Linked DNA regions of Homo sapiens: region 1 is linked to region 2. Evidence: read pairs that join two places in POLR2A ChIA-PET (ENCODE). Cell type or tissue: GM12878. All regions are shown on one strand.

Region 1 (2,500 bases), 340 kb before region 2:
CCAGGGGCCTGCCCTGCCTGAGTCTAGGTAGCTGGACTCCAAGGTCTGAGAAATGGGCACAGGCAGAGAGAGATCCATGGGGGCCGTGGGCCTTTCTCTTCATCCCAGAGCTCACAGACCCTCAGCCAAGCTCTTGTGCCTGCAGGTGTCAGTGTGAAGAAGGGGCATGAGCTGGTGAACATCTATTGCCCCATCGTGGTCTCCAACGCAGGACTGTTCAACACCTATGAACACCTACTGCCGGGGAACGCCCGCTGCCTGCCAGGTAAAAGGCGGGTCTGCACTGCCCCTCTTGCAGGTTCCCCAATGTGTCCCCTTCTGGAGCCAACCTGCTCCGTGTGGGTCATGCTTCTCCTCTTCTTGGCCGGCCCTCTGATTGTCCTTAAGCAACAAGGTGAGAACGCTACCTCTAACATCATCCTAACCCTAGCATTTAATGTTGGGGAAACTGAGGCCCATACAGATTAATTACAGTCCTGAGGCCACTCAGCTGAAAGGGGCAGGGCTGAGCAGAGTAGCTGGTCTGATTTGAAAGCTCCGCTCCTCCCACCCTTCTGGGCTGAGGGGGCTTCCAGAGAAGAGGCCTCAGGAAGAGAAGCAGGAGAGCAGGCAGCCCACAGGGAGCAGAGCCGCCGAGCCAACGCAGCTAAGAGGTCCCGCCACCTTCATGTAACTGGATCTGAGGAAGGGAGGCCGCTGGGAAGAGGGGACCAGTAACCCAGCAGGGGTGAGAGAGAGGGGCCCAGATGAAGGACTCAGGATGGGGCGGGAGCTGGAGAGCATGGAGTAGCTCCGGATATGGTATGGCGGAAACCTTGACTGGTGCAGGAGCTAGAGAGCAGGGGAAGGAGCCCTGACCCCAGAGGGTGGGCCCGGGAGCTGCTCCCTGAGGAGCCGGGGAAGGGGACAGCAGAGCGGGCTGGGGGGTAAAGCGAGGTCCTGGCTTTCCGCATGGGGACTGGGTGGTAAGGCAGTTGTGATTGTCTCCAGGGCATAGGGTGATTTCACCAGCGCCAGCCTCTCCTTCCTTCACCCTGCGTGGCTGAGCCTGCAGCCTGCTCGGCCTCCCCTCTCTCAGACTCTCAGGAGCTGAAGGGGTGAGGCAGAGATGGCCCAGGGGCAGAGCAGGGAGGTCGGGCTTGGTGCACAGGCAGACTCTGCCTTTGCTACTTCCTACCTTTCTCTCTGTGACCCTGACCTCCCTTCTCCCCTGTCCCAGGACCTCTGGGAACTGACACTGTCCTGGCCAGGCAGCCCTGCTACAGTCATCTGTCCCTCCCGCCCCCCTCTCACTGTCTGGTTACAATTTTCCCTTGTCTATGAATTTTCCTCCTGAACACGATCTGAAGGCCTCAAAAATATTTAGTTAAATGAAGGAAGCAGAGTGGCCAGGGGCCCGGCATGCCTCAGGCAGGTGCCAGAGCTGGCACCCCAAGGCTCTCCTGGGAGCAAGGAGTGGCCGTCTCCGGCCATGGTCCACACAGGCACCAACCACTCCCCCTGGCAGGTGTGAAGCAGCAACTGGGGACGGTGCGGCCCGGCTTAGGCATGACCTCTGTTTTCATCTGCCTGCGAGGCACCAAGGAAGACCTGCATCTGCCGTCCACCAACTACTATGTTTACTATGACACGGACATGGACCAGGCGTAAGGTGCACGTGTGTGTGTATGTGTGTGGCCCGTGCCTCCCTGCTTGACTCAGAGAATGAGCAGAGGTTATGGAATGGGAGGAAGTAGGCAATTTCTAATTTGCTCCTGGAAGTTTGTCACGCCAAGGCTGTGGCTCAGCTTCACCCCTGTGGGGAGTCCCTAGGGATAAGCAGTCCTTGCAGTGGTTCTGGGGTTTTGAGGACAAAAACCTGGAGATCCCACCACACTCTTGTCACATGCAGGATGGAGCGCTACGTCTCCATGCCCAGGGAAGAGGCTGCGGAACACATCCCTCTTCTCTTCTTCGCTTTCCCATCAGCCAAAGATCCGACCTGGGAGGACCGATTCCCAGGTGGGGCTGCACGTCCCGGGTGAGGGGGTGGAGGGAGAGGCCGGGCAGTAGTAATATCAGCTCTGATCCCCAGGCCGGTCCACCATGATCATGCTCATACCCACTGCCTACGAGTGGTTTGAGGAGTGGCAGGCGGAGCTGAAGGGAAAGCGGGGCAGTGACTATGAGACCTTCAAAAACTCCTTTGTGGAAGCCTCTATGTCAGTGGTCCTGAAACTGTTCCCACAGCTGGAGGGGAAGGTAGGGGGTAAAGTATTTGGGGTGGTGACGAACCTCACGGTGCTGTTTCTGCCCTTTCCTTGAGACAGGGGAATCAGGCCCCAAGACATGAGCCCCAGGGAAGGACAGGGCACCCATCCCTGCAGTCAGTGAATGGGAAAGAGTGGAAGAGGGAGGGGAGCCAGGATCTCACATGCCTGCCCCACCCTTTCTGCCCTCAGGTGGAGAGTGTGACTGCAGGATCCCCACTCACCAACCAGTTCTATCTGGCTGCTCCCCG
Region 2 (2,500 bases):
AATTACATTCCAGCTCCTTACTTCACTGGTACTAGAAGTATGCTGTCCAATATGGTAGCCACTAGGCACATGTCACTATTTAAATGTAATCTGCTAAAATTAAACTAAAAATTCAGTTCCTCAATTGCACTGGCCACATTTCAAGTGCTCATGTGGCTGGTGGCTACTGCACTGGATAGTGGTGCACCGGACAATGACATTTGAGAGACTGAGCCATAATTTTGTGAAAATAAGGTCTAGAACAGTCTTTTTTATTGAAGACAGTCTCAATTTGGTCACCCAGGCTGGAGTACAGTGAGGCAATCTAGGCTAACTGCAGCCTCTGATGCCCTGGTTCAAGCAATTCTCATGCCTCAGCCACCCAAGTAGCTAGGGTTACAGGTGTGCACCACTACACCCAGCTAATTTTTGTGTTTTTAGCAGAGACGGGGTTTCACTACGTTGCCCAGGCTGGTCTTGAACTCCTGGCCTAAACTGATCCCACCTCAGCCTCCCAAAGTGCTGGGATTACAGGGGTGAGCCACCACGCCCGGCCAAGAGCAGTCTTAAGGTAAGATCTCATTTTGTTGCTTTCTGAAACTCTTAAAATTTTGTATTGAAATTGAAATAAAAGACAATTTCAAAAGGATGAAGAGAATAAAAAGAAACAACAGGAATACAATTCTGGATGTGAAAAGCAGAATTAGGTAACTGAATTAGGAGACTGGAAAGAACTGAATCCCAGTATGGGCAAAGGGGAAAGCTAAGAATCCAATTTACAAAGCAAATTCAACAAAATGTCTGGGACTGGCAGCAACATTGCTGGAACCCTAGTTAGGGTGAAGAACTGCTGAAGGATAGAAGATGGATAAAAGGTCTTTAAGAAGCAGTTAAATTTCTAAGTTGCTTCTTCAACATTATGCTGCACTTCAAGTGGAAAGTAGAAGTTTATTCATTAAAGAGGGTCTCTGACCCCCAGGAACTCAAGGCATCGTTGAAAACGGAATAAAGTGCATATTTTATTGAAAACAGAGGGATTAAGTAAGTATATCATTTCCAGAAACAGAAAAAAGAAAGAAGAGGGGGGAAGAGAGAAAGAGACAGAAATCAGAACATGGAAGAAAACTGGAACCCTACTCTAGAAGCTTCAATATCCTCAAAGTAAGAAAAATGGAAGGGAGGAAATAACCAACAGAGTAATTCAAGAAAACTTTCCAGAACAGAGAATAGGAATTGCCAGGCTGAAAGAGCCCCTGTACAGCACGACCTCACTGAAAGGGCATCTGTACAGCAATGTCCCACTTTCTTGGCACCAATTTCCTGTATTAGTCCATTTTCACACTAGTATAAAGAACTACCTGAGACTGGGTAATTTATGAAGAAGAGAGGTTTGACTGACTCACAGTTCTGCAGGTTTAACAGGATGCATGACTGGGAGGCCTCAGGAAACTTACAATCATGGCAGAAGGTGAAGGGGAAGCAGACACCTACTTCACAATGGTGGAGCAGGAGAGAGACAGCACGAAAGGGGAAGTGCCACACACTTTCAAACAACCAGATCTCATGAGAACTTACTATCTCAAGAACAGCAAGGGGGAAGTCTGCCCCCATGATTCAATCACCTCCCACTGACATATGAGGATTACAATTTGAGATGGGATTTGGGTGGGGATACAGAGCCAAACCATAACATATACATACAAAAGTACGCATCAAGGCTGGGCATGGTGGCTCACACTTATAATCTCAGTACTTTGGGAGGCCAAGGTGGGAAGACTGCTAGAGCCCAAGAGTTTGAGACCAACCAGGGCGATATAGTAAGACCTCCTATCTACAAAAAAACTGCCAGCTATTTGAGAGACTGAGCGGGGGAGGACTGCCTGAGCCCGGGAGGCAGAGGTTGCAGTGAGGTGAGATTGAGCCACTGCACTCCAGCCTGGTAGACAAAGCAAGACCCTGTCTCCAAAAAAAAAAAAAAAAGAGTACATGTCAATACTTGCAGTGCTTTCAGTCTTTCCAGTGAGCGACTGAAAACAGGCACAGAGCAGCATGAAAGTTGAGTGGCTTGATACGCATGTTTCCAGCTCAGGTCCAACAAAGCAATGCTCTGCCTCCTTCTTTCAGCTCTCATTTTGTAAACAAGTGTCGTTTTCATGGTCTATTTAGTCCCATGTTTTCACCTTTTTGTGCTGTTTCTTGGTAGTTTCGCTATTTAAATGGCTCCCAAGTGTAGTGCTGAAATGCTGCTAAATATATATAAGATATATGAGATATATATCATGTAACATATATCTCAGATATATGATGTATATATCATATATATCACATAATATATAATATGATATATAATATATATCATATATAATATATCATATGATATATAATATATATTATATATTATATATCATATTATATATTATATATGATATATATATCATATTATATATTATATATATTATATATCATATTATATATTATATATGATATATAATATATATCATATATAATATAATATGTGATG

What was found. Peaks named below come from ENCODE experiments on the same cell type or tissue, not always from the same donor. Only the 100,000 strongest peaks of a DNase experiment are listed, where the experiment ranks them.
Region 1: POLR2A ChIA-PET joins it to region 2 with 6 read pairs; 4 of 35 experiments call an interaction of 5 or more read pairs at or near these places.

Annotation. Positions count from the first base shown.
Region 1 is chr2:85,343,740-85,346,239 of GRCh38, reverse strand. RETSAT (retinol saturase) reads left to right here. Exons shown (of 11, transcript NM_017750.4): 6 at 146-265; 7 at 1,508-1,646; 8 at 1,892-2,001; 9 at 2,075-2,241; 10 at 2,442-2,500. Among named protein-coding and RNA genes, the nearest start is that of RETSAT, 9.5 kb to the left of the region's middle. In GM12878, no CTCF peak of the experiment used is centred here; no DNase peak of the experiment used is centred here.
Region 2 is chr2:85,008,225-85,010,724 of GRCh38, reverse strand. All of the region lies in intron 1 of KCMF1 (potassium channel modulatory factor 1), which reads right to left. Among named protein-coding and RNA genes, the nearest start is that of KCMF1, 38 kb to the right of the region's middle. RefSeq lists an enhancer at 1,451-1,500. In GM12878, no CTCF peak of the experiment used is centred here; DNase peaks (open chromatin) are centred at 1,313 and 1,473; H3K27ac peaks cover 293 bases.